Linked DNA regions of Homo sapiens: region 1 is linked to region 2. A link is an interaction called in ENCODE POLR2A ChIA-PET data of the cell type or tissue named here. Cell type or tissue: A673. All regions are shown on one strand. Links, peaks and the distances in the headings refer to the core of each region. The heading gives the core; the rest is flanking DNA. Region 1 has its middle 54 kb from the start of KIFC3. Region 2 holds the start of CX3CL1 (C-X3-C motif chemokine ligand 1).

The links. Peaks named below come from ENCODE experiments on the same cell type or tissue, not always from the same donor. Only the 100,000 strongest peaks of a DNase experiment are listed, where the experiment ranks them.
Region 1: POLR2A ChIA-PET joins it to region 2 with 15 read pairs; 2 of 35 experiments call an interaction of 5 or more read pairs at or near these places.

What each region holds. Positions count from the first base shown.
Region 1 is chr16:57,852,585-57,859,872 of GRCh38, reverse strand. It overlaps a transcript of KIFC3 not described here. Among named protein-coding and RNA genes, the nearest start is that of KIFC3, 54 kb to the right of the region's middle. In A673, for the core only: no CTCF peak of the experiment used is centred there; no DNase peak of the experiment used is centred there; H3K27ac peaks cover 526 bases.
Region 2 is chr16:57,369,499-57,373,760 of GRCh38, reverse strand. CX3CL1 (C-X3-C motif chemokine ligand 1) reads right to left here and starts at 1,271. Exons shown (of 3, transcript NM_002996.6): 1 at 1,123-1,271. The coding sequence starts at 1,192. In A673, for the core only: no CTCF peak of the experiment used is centred there; a DNase peak (open chromatin) is centred at 1,340.

The DNA.
Region 1 (7,288 bases), core at 1,893-4,392, 480 kb before region 2:
TTTTTGTATTTTTAGTAGAGACAAGGTTTCACCATGTTGGCCAGGCTGGTCTCAAACTCCTGCCCTCAAGTGGTCTGCCCGCCTCAGCCTCCCGAAGTGCTGGGATTACAAGTGAGTCACTGCACCCTGCCTTGATTTTATTTTAAATGTTTGTGGGGAATGTGGGGATGAAACTAACAGTTCCCTTTGTAGTGACCTACACAGTTGCCCTCCCACTGTAACTGGTGTATGACTTCGGCGGGTGTGGGAGGAGTGTTGCTTGTGGGAAATTTCTAAGGCTGATGTAGACAACATAATCTTAGGGTCTGTAGCAGCTCAGCAGGAATGAATGAGCCCCCTGCTGGAGTTTCTGAGAGCTTCGTGAAAACAGCTATAATTAGTATCTCCTTAGTGAGACTCTTTTGACGCTTTAACTAAAGTCATTCATTCCATTTTAACTGCATGAAGCAAGTGCTGGAGGAAGGAGGGTGAGGAACGTAGCCTTATCTTAAGTCTAGAAGTGGAAGCAGACAAAATACTCAAGCTGAGAATATAGATTAGTAAACTCCTTATTTTTGGTGTGTGTCTTTAGCGTAGACATTTCTGGAAAGGCTTGTGTCTCCTCTTTGTGATCAGGCACAATATTATCTTTGCTGCCCATCACAGTATAAAGTTGTAGAGTAGTAATGGCTTCAAGGAAATCTCTAATCCTCCAGAATAGAAACTGTTCAAATACTTTCTGAAATAAAGAGGTGGATATGGTCCTATGTATTATATTAAGATAAGAACAAGGTAAAGTAAAAGTGTCTGTTTGCCTTTTTTGTTATAAAACCAAAGAATACGTCACAGAATATTTTTCCATGCATTTGTCTGTCTTCATATACATAGCAATTAAATTTGTTTTGTGAATTCAATTATGTATTTTCTTTTCTTTTTTTTATTTTTTGAGACAGTCTTGCTCTGTTGCCCAGGTTGGAAAGCAGTGGTGTGATCTCAGCTCACTGCGGCATTGATTTCCCCAGTTCAAGCTATTCTCGTGCCTCAGCCTCCGGAGTAGCTGAGATTACAGGCACGTGCCACCACGCTCAGCTAATCTTTTTTGTACTTTTAGTAGAAACAGTGTTTTACCGTGTTGGCCAGGCTGGTCTTGACCTCCTGACCTCAAGTGATCCGTCCACCTCAGCCTCCCAAAGTGCTGGGATGACAGGTGTGAGCCACTGCACCCGGCCTCAATTATGTAAATTTAAATTTGTTAAGGGAGGGGATGGTTAAAAAAAAAGCTATGTTTGTGAATTGGTGAGATATAGAAAGTTAATGACATGCAATTATACACCTGGAGCAGAACTCCAGAGAAAGACAATGCTGGCTGTCATGATGTGCACTGACTGTCATGAGGTGCACTTTAATTTTCTATAAATGGTTCACGGACCTTATATTGGATATCTTTCTGCTATTACTGAAATGAGACAGGAAGGAAAAATCAAAACAAAACAAAAAGCAAAAATAAAACAAAAAACTAAAATTGGCTTCAGCTATTTCTGTGTTCCGGGGAAGGGAAGGCTTCTTCTCCTAGGGGCGAAGTGCTCTGCGCCCGGGAAGACATATAATGGACATTTGGATTGCAATGAGGCTCTGAGACTAAAAGAAGCTAAATTTCTTTGCTCATTCAGTATCAGGAAAGCTAAAAAAAGAAAGCTATTGCAGCACTATTCATAGTAGCAAAGACTTGGAAACAACCCAAATGCCCATCAATGATAGACTGGATAAAGAAAATGTGGGGCCAGGCGCGGTGGCTCACGCCTGTAATCCCAGCACTTTTGGAGGCCGAGGCAGGTGGATCACAAGGTCAGGAGATCGAGACCAGCCTGGCCAACGTGGTGAAACTCCATCTCTACTAAAAATACAAAAATTAGTCGGGTGGGGTGGCATGTGCCAGCTACTCGGGAGGCTGAGGCAGGAGAATCACTTGAACCCAGGAGGCGGAAGTTGCAGTGAGCCGAGATCGTGCCACTGCACTCCAGCCTGGGCGACAGAGAGAGACTCTGTCTCAAAAAAAAAAAAAAAAAAAAAAGAAAGAAAGAAAGAAAGAAAAGAAATAAAAAAAAAAAGAAAAAGAAAATGTGGCACATATACACCATGGAATACTATGTAGCCATAAAAAAGGATGAATTCATGTCCTTTGCAGGGACATGGATGAAGCTGGAAACCATCATTCTCAGCAAACTAACACAGGAACAGAAAACCAAACACTGAACATACTCACTCATAAGTGGGAGTTGAACAATGAGAACACATAGACACAGGGAGGGGAACGTCACACACTGGGGCATGTTAGGGGGTGGGAGGCTAGAGGAGGGATAGCATTAGGAGAAATACCTAATGGAGATGACGGGTTGATGGGTACAGCAAACCACCATGACACGTGTATACCTATGTAACAAACCTGCATGTTCTGCACATGTATCCCAGAATTTAAAGTATAATTAAAAAAAAAAAAAGAAAGGTTTTAGGGGGTTCTGGGAGACTTACGAAAGTCAGAAATGGGCTAAGAGTCTCAGGAGGCCAAGCTGAAGTCAGGGGCCCTGGAACAAGATTTGGAAACAGGCTGTGCTAAGGAAGAAGAAGCCAGTATCTAAGGTATGGCGATTCCTGACCTTCACGTTTACTCTTTCCTGAGAATGTTGGCAGAAACCAGAAGAATATATCCTTCTCTGAAGATCCTTGGAAGACACACAGCACACAGGGAGAGTGGGCCTGTGCTGCTCTGCCTTGGAATTAAAGCACTGCTGTATCTTTTGCAGGTGGATTTTGTGGTATGTGGTCAGTTGTAGGCATTACTAATAAATAGCAATCCATCAGATTCATTGGTATCGGGGTAATGCTGGGCTCACACAATTAGTTAGGAAGTGTTCTACTGGTGTTATATCTTCTTGAAATGTTTGGTAGAATTCACCAGTAAAACCATCTGGACCTAAGTTTTCTTTTCTGGAAGGATTTTAGCTATGAATTCAATTTCTTCTAACGGATATAGGACTATTTAGTCTGTCTATTTCTTCTTGGGTGGGTTTGGTAGTTTGTGGCTTTAAGGAATTGGTCCATTTCATCTAAATTGTCAAACTTATGTGCACAGAGTTGTTTGTAATATTTCCTTATTATCCTTTTAACATCTGTGAGGTCTTTATTATATACACACTTTCCTTCTGATATTGATAATTTCTGTCTTCCCTCTTTTTCTTTGTCAGTCTAGCTAGCAGTTTTAATTGATTGTTTCAAAGAACCAGCTTTTGGGTTTATTGGTTTTTCTCTATTCTTTTTACACTTTTCTTTTCTTTCTTTCTTTTTTTCTTTCTTCTTTCTTTTTCTTTCTTTTTTCCCTCCCTTCCTTCCTCCCTCCCTCCCTCCCTCCCTTCTTTCCTTCCTTCCTTCCTTTCTTTTTTTAGACACGGTCTCTGTCACCCAGGCTGGAATGCACTGCAACTTCCACCTCCCAGCTCAAGCGATCATCACACCTCACCCTCCTGAATAGCTGGGACCTCAGGGGTGTGCTGCCATGCCAGCTAATTTTTGTATTTTTTGGTAGAGCCAGGGTTTCACCATATTGCCTAGGGTGGTCTCAAACTCCTGAGCTGAAGCAATTCATCCATTCTGGCTTCCCAAAGTGCTGGGATTACAGGCATGAGCCACTGTGCCCAGCCTTTTTTTTTCTTTTTTTTTAAATTTAAATTTTAGTTATATACAGACAGGGTCTTGCTATGTTGCCCAGGCTGGTCTCAAATGCCTGGGCTCAAGTGATCCTCCCACCTCCACTTCCCAAAGTGCTGGGATTACTGGTGTGAGCCCCCTGCGTCCAGCCTTATTTCCATTACCATTTATTAATTTCTGCTCTTAATGTTTTGTTTTTTGTTGTTATTGTTAGTTTGTTTTTGTTTTTGGTTTTTTTTTTTTTTTGAGATGGAGTCTCACTCTGTCACCCAGGCTGGAGTGCAGTGGCATGATCTTGGCTCACTACAACCTCTGCCTCCCAGGTTCAAGCGATTCTTCTGCCTCAGCCTCCCTAGTAGCTGGGACTATAGGTGTGTGCCACCACGCTGAGCTAATTTTTGTATTTTTAGTAGAGACATGGTTTTGCCATGTTGGCCAGGCTGGTCTCGAACTCCTGACCTCAAGTGATCCACCTGCCTTGGTCTCCCACAGGGCTGAGATTACGGGCCTGAGCCACCACACCTGGCCAAGTTCTGCTCTTAATGTTATTATTTCTTTGCTTCTGCTTGCTTTGAATTTATTTTGTTCTTATGATAGTTTCTTAGGTTGGAAGCTTAGCTTTTTTTTCTCTGCTAAGATAAGCATTTGATGTTATAAATTTTCCACTAAGTACTTTTTACCTGAATCTCACAAATTTTTATATGTTGTACTTTTGCTTTCATTCAGTTTAAATATTTCCCAATTTCTATCCAAACTTTCACCTTTTTGGCTGGGTGCGGTGGCTCATGCCTGTAATTCCAACATTTTGAGAGGCCAAGGCGGGTAGATCACATGAGGCCCAGTGTTTGAGACCAGCCTGGCCAATATGGTGAAATCCTATTTCTATTAAAAATACAAAAATTAGCTGGGCGTGGTGGGGCACGCCTGTAATCCCAGCTACTTGGGAGGCTGAGGCATGAGAATCACTTGAACCTGGGAGGCGAAGGTTTCAGTGAGCCAAGATGACACCATTGCACTCCAGCCTGGGCAACAAAGCAAGACCATGTCTAAAAAAAAAAAAAAAAAAAAAAAAGAAAGAAATGGGGAGGGGGAACCCCTTTCACCTTTTTTATTTTGTTTTTAATTTTTATTCTTTGTAGAGATGGCATCTTGCTATGTTGCCCAGGCTCATCTCAAACTCCAAGCCTCAAATGATTCTCCCGCCTTGACTTCCCAAAGTGCTGGGATTACGGGTGTCAGCCACTGTGCCCAGCCAAAACTTCCACTTTGATTCATGGATTATTTAGAAGTGTGTTGTGTAACTTTCAAGCACTTGGAGATTTTCCAGATATTTTTCTATTGATTTCTAGTTTAATTCCTTTGTGGTCAGGGAATAACTTTATATGATTTAATTTCTTTTAAATTTGTTGAGATTTGGTTTATGACCCAGGGCACTTGAAAAGAATATATTCTGTTGTTCTTGGGTAGAGTATTCCAGGAATGTCAGTTAGATCCAGTTGGTTGATGGTGTTGCTCACGTTTCTATCTGTGGTAATTTTCTTTCTTTCTTTTTTTTTTTTTTTCTGAGACGGAGTCTTGCTCTGTCACCCAGGCTGGAGTGGAGTGGCGCGATCTCAACTCACTGCAACCTCCACCTCCCAGGTTCAAGCAATTCTCCTGCCTCAGCCTCCCAAGTAGCTGGAACTACAGGTGCATGCCACCATGGCTGGCTAATTTTTGTATTTTTAGTAGAGACAGGGTTTTGCCATGTTGGGCAGGCTGGTCTCGAACTCCTGACCTGAAGTGATTTGCCCGCCTTGGCCTCCCAAAGTGCTGGGATTATAGGCAAAAGCCACCGCACCTGGCCCCATCTTTATACTTTTAACATACCTATATCATTATATATAAAGTGGGTTTTCTTTTAGACATCACGTAGTTGAGTTTTTTCAAAAATTCAATTTAACAATTTCCAGCTGGGCATGGTGGCTCACACCTGTAATCCCAGCACTTTGGGAGGGTGAGGCAGGTGAATCGCTTGAACTCAAGAGTTTGAGACCAGCCTGAGCAACATGGTGAAACCCCATTTCTAGCAAAAATACAAAAATTAGCTGGGTGTGATGGTGTGCACCTGTGGTCTCAGCTCCTCAGGAGGCTGAGGTGGCAGAATTGCTGGAGCCTGGGAAGTCGAGGCTACATTGAGCCATGATCACACCACTGCACTCCAGCCTGGGTGGCAGAACGAGACCCAGTCTCAAAAAATAATAATCAAATAAAAATTAAGGCCAGGTGCAGTGGCTCACACCTATAATCCCAACACTTTGGGAGGCCGAGGAGGGTGGATCACTTCAGGTCAGGAGTTCGAGACCAGCCTGGACAACAGGGTGAAACCCCATCTCTACTAAAAATACAAAAAATTATCCGGGTATGGTGGCGCACGCCTGTAATCCCAGCTACTCAGGAGGCTGAGACAGGAGAATTGCTTGAACCTGGGAGGTGGAGGTTGCAGTGAGCGGAGATTGTGCCATTGCACTCCAACCAGGGTGACAGAGCGAGACTTTGTCTCAAAAATAAATAAATAAGCAAAATTAAAAACTAAAATTAAAATTAAAAAATTCTTTTAGTTGGTGTATTTAGACTATTTACACTTAATGTGATTATTAATATGCTCGAATTTGGGTTCACCAATGAATTGTTTTCTGTTTGTTCCCTCTATGTTTTGTTTCTGTTTGCCCTTTCTTATCCTCTCTTAGATAATTTGAATACTATTTTATTTTATTTTATTTTATTTTATTTTGAGATGGAGTCTTGTTCTGTCACCCAGGCTGGAGTGCAGTGGCACAGTCTCAGCTCACTGCAACCTCTGCCTCTTGGGTTCAAGTGATTCTCCTGCCCCAGCCGTCCAGGTAGCTGGGACTACAGGCATGTACCACCATGCCCAGCTAATATTTGTATTTTTAGTAGTGACAGGGTTTCACCATGTTGGCCAGGCTGGTCTCAAAATCCTGACCTCAGGTGATCCGCCCACCTCATCTTCCCAAAGTGCTGGGATTACAGGAGTGAGCCACCGCGCCCGGGCAGATTATTTGAATACTTTTAGTATACCATTTTAATTTATCTATTGGGTTTTGATTATATTTCTTATTTTAAAATTGTTTTAACATTTTTTCCTTGTCTTCAGGATTTTCTAGGTATATATTTCTTTCTATAGTGCTTCTGTACAAAGAAATATACTATAGCATACTAATTTTAGTTCTGTACAAAAAAATTTCTATGTCTTCTATACAAAAAAGAAATTCTACAAGGAAAGTTTTAAAATTGCTCTAGGAATTACAATATACATATTTAGCTTTTGACAGTCTACTTAGAATTGCTATTCGATCCCTTTAAGTGGAATATAGAATCTTTTCGCTAGATAGGTTCCTTTAGTCTCCCCTAGTTTGGCTCACGGCTCACGGGAGCTTACAGAACAATTTTTACTCCTAATCTAAATGTGCTTTGAACTAAACCTCTTGAAGTCAAATATTAATGTATAGGACTTCTAGTTGAAGACGGAATATTTGCATTCATTTCCATCCCTTCCTGAACCCAAATGAAATGATTGTAAAGGATTTAAAAAGTAAAAATCCAT
Region 2 (4,262 bases), core at 1-2,500:
TGACTCCCTGCTTTCCAGATCTCACTGTCCGCAGACACCTCAGGCTTCAGGGCCCCAGCCCAGACAGCAGGAAGCCAGCAGGAATTTGCCTCCACCACTCTCACGTGCCCACCCACCCACACACCTGCTCCCTGCCCCAGGGTGAGTTTGCTCCATGGAAATATCTGGACAGTGGGGACTACTTCTCATTCTCCCAGACTTGCTGTGTGCCCACCTTCTCTGAAGGTCACCCTGCCAGATGGTGGGGGCACTCCCTGAGGAGGGGGCTGGCTAGCGGTTCATGGAGGTGATGTGGCCCACAGAGGTGGTGAGTGTGCATCTGTGCTCTCTCCTGCATTCAGTCCCATGTGTCTTACCTTCTCCTGCCCTACTTGCTGGCTGTGCATTGTCAGGCCAGTTTCTAAACCTCTCTGGGCCTCCATCTTATCCATATCAGGTAGGATGGTTAATTATGTACCCCTACCAGGTCCTGGGCTTCAGTAAGCAAGTGACTAGAGGCAAAAGCATTTTCTACACTGTGCTTGGAGGAGGAAGACAGCATGACGGGTAGACACAGGCAGAGCAACTGGGGCTATAGACTAGCACAGCAGTGGCAAGCCCCAACCATGAGCTGCAGTGACCTTGACCTTCACTGGTCCTGGGCCCCCTAATCCTGGGGGCTTTGAAAACAGGACAGGAGAAAGTCCCAACTGTGGCCTGGCCCAGGGCCAGGGCTGCGGGTTACACATTAACGCTTGATGGAAAGAGCCAGCCACTGTCAGCCAGGGCCTCCCACCCCAGTGCCCAGCAGGAGCTTCTGCAGGCTCTCTCCACCCCCGCCCTCCTGGCACACCCACACCTGGCTCCCTTATGCCACCCACACCACCTCTCTGTGCTTCCAGGCACAGCCACTTTGCTCGCTGGGCCAGGCAGGGCGGTCGCTGGCAACTGGAAATCTGTCCAGCGCTGCATCTGGGGGAAGCGAGGTGCCCAGCCCCCTCTCGCACATCCCTGGGGAAGCGGCTGCCACCGGCCTTGAGCTTTACCCAGGCAGGGTCTGGGGCCCCTGATGTCAGGCTTGAGGGATAGACAAGGGGCTGGGGGCTCCCTACCCTGTTTGTGCCCAAGTCAAGCCCCACTTACCAGCCAGCAGGACAGTCAGATGGCAGAAGGTGGCCAAGCGGAGCAGCCACGACAGAGATATCGGAGCCATGGCTGAGGGTGGGCAAGAGTCCCGGCGGGGGCCAGGCAGGCGGCTAGAGCCAGGCGGCAGAGCTCAGTGCTGTCCCCTTGCCGCCGCCAGAGATCTGTGGCTTTTTATAATGGGGTTGGCTGCCTCCGCCTCCAGCCCCCGCAGGCAGGAGGGTGGGAGGGGAGAGGAAGGGAGCCAGTGTGCAGCCGCTGGATTCCTCAGGATGTTGCCAAGGAACCAAGCCGGCTTTGTGTCCCTGGGCTTCTCACCATCCTAGGCTTGTCATACTGGGACCTTCCCCGGGAGGCTGGACTGGGCCTGCCTGGGTACAAAGGCCTCCTCTCCTGCCACAAGCTGGGAACATGCCCTAGGATCTGGCCTGGGGCCCTTGATCCTAAGTGGGCAACACACAAAAGGCCAGCAGGCCGTGGAATAGAGAGCGGGGCGCCAAGGGGCCGGGAGAGACTCAGGGCCCCTCCATCCTGGGTCTGACAAGCTCTTCTTTGATCCAGAGAATGCCTCGCCCACATCAGGATGGACCCCTAAATTTCCCCTCTTAGAATCCCAAGCTCCTGGGGGACCTTGTTGATCTATGCATCTCCAGAGCCCAGCAGGGAGCCTGAAGTCAGCAGGGGCTTGGTGCAGGGTCTGCTGAAAGAAGGATTGAGTCCAACTTCATATGGATAGATGGGGAAACTGAGGCCCGGAGCCACCCCAGGTTATCCACAGCATCAGAGTGGAGAACTCCCCTCCCACCACCATGATGAGCAGAATGTGGACAGCTCAGGACCCAGGAGAGAGCCCTGGCCTCCCTGCCTCCACCTCCCGGTCTCCCGCTCCCTGCTTTGCACCCACTCCCACCTCTGCTCTGGCCCCTGTTAGCCCAAAGAACAAGGTGGCTGCCAACCCATCCCCGATAACTCTGTGGCTCTTGGCTCCTCAACTCTGTAGCCGTGGCTTGGATAAGGCTTGCCTCTCGTGGGGCCTGAGTTCTCTATCTGCCCAAAGAGAGCATTGGGCTAGTGCAATGGGGAGAGGGCTTCCCAGCACCGGCCCTCCAACAGGCTCTCACCGAAGGGTGCAGAGGCTTGCCAGCCTTGGGAGCACATTAGAACACAGTCTGCCTTCATGGCAGCCTTCCCTAAAGGCAGTGGCAACAATCCCTGAGACTCCAGAAGAGTCAGCAGCTCTGCCTTGGTATAGGACTGAGCTGTACTGGTGTCTCCAGGCTGCCAATCTGAGGGAAACCAGTTGTGGAGCCAGCATCCCACGCTATGAGCCAGTTGGGCTGGGCAGAGGGGCCACAGATCCCAAGGCCAGGGACCTCTCTCTCCTCAACCACCCCCCCCCGCCCCCCCACCCAACCCAATGGGCTGCCTGGTGCATGGGGTTAGGGGTTAGGAGGCTAGATACTTCTTGAAGTAGCGGAACACCCTTGGCAGGAGCCAAGGTCCACTCATGCTCAGAGAATCTGTCCTGGCCTGTGCACATGGGAAGCTAGTAGCCTTCTCATTCCCAATGTCCAATCCCTCTTTTTATAACTGGTGAAACTGAGGCCCAGAGAGGGACAAGGAGGGATAAAAACTGAGGTCGTGTTCTTTCTGCTCTGTTCATGTAAGAACAGAGGAGGAGGCCGAGTGCGATGGCTCACGCCTGTAATCCCAGCACTTTGGGAGGCTGAGGTGGGTGGATCACCTGAGGTCAGGAGTTCGAGGCCAGCCTGGCCAACACGGTGAAACCTCGTCTCTACTAAAAATACAAAAATTAGCTGGGTGTGGTGCACACCTGTAATCCCAGCTACTTGGGAGGCTGAGGCAGGAGAATCGCTTGAACCTGGGAGGCAGAGGGTTGCAGTGAGCCAAGATCACGCCACTGCACTCTAGCCTGGGTGACAGAGTGAGACTCTGTCTAAAAAAAAAAAAAAAAAAAGACATTTTCTTAGGTTCACCAGCCAGGAAATGAGGGATCCTGGATTCGTCCCAGCCAGCTGGCTCTGAGGTCTGAGCTCAAGACCAGTAGGGTCCACCACCTGCCTCCACCCTCACTGCGAGGACCAATGTGAAGACTAAGTGAGTTTATGTCCATAGGGTACGGGACAGAGCCTGGCATAAAATAGAAGCGAAAATGCAAAGCACGGCTCTGCTTTTCCTCATTTGACCCTTTGGACACCCTCTACCCTCCCCAGGTCCAGCTTCTACTCCCATAAAATGGGAATGATCACCCCCATCTATCTCATTAGGATGTTAAGAACTGAATTTAGATTTAATTTGGACACAATAACCAGGCTTTCAGGCTAGCCAGACCCAAGGCTAAACAGGACTCCAGGCCGGATGTGGTGGCTCACACCTGTAATCCCAGCACTTTGGGAGGCCGAGGCAGGAGGCAGAGGCAGATTCCCGGGAATCTGAGACCAGCCTGGCAAAACCCCCTCTCTACAAACATGGTGAAACCCCCTCCCTACAAAAAATATACGAAAATTAGTGTGGTGGCCTGTGCCTGCAGTCCCAGCTGCTCAGGAGGCTAAAGTGGAAGGATCAAGTGAGCCTGGGGAGGTTGAGGCTGCATTGAGCCATGATCATGCCACTGCACTCCAGCTTGGGCACAGAGTGGGACCCTATCTGAAAAAAAATAAATAAATACATCAGCAGGACTCCACCACGGATAAGGGGTGTTCCCTTGGGCAAGTGACTTAACCTCTCTCTGCATTTCAGCTTCCCTATATGTAAAATGGGATGCAAACAGCCACCTCATCAAGCCACCACGACAGTGAATAAAACTAAGGACTTTCACAGTGCCTGGCACGCAGGAGGCATTAGTATCTGTTATTGAGCCCGGTGTGTGCCAGGCAATGTGGTGGGATGGGGGACACAAAGGCAAGTGAGCTGAAGTCCTTGCCCCCAGGAGCTGTAGCTCAGTAGGAGAGAGAAGTTGCCAGCCCTACCAGAGGGCTAGAGGCTGTGGGCTCGGGCAGGAAGGGAGAACTGCATGCTTGTTGGGGAAACAAGAAAGGTGGGTGAGAGAGATGATCTTTCCATCTGAAGATGGGCAGAATTTTGCTTTGTCTCTTTAAAATTTCTGTTTTGGAAAATAT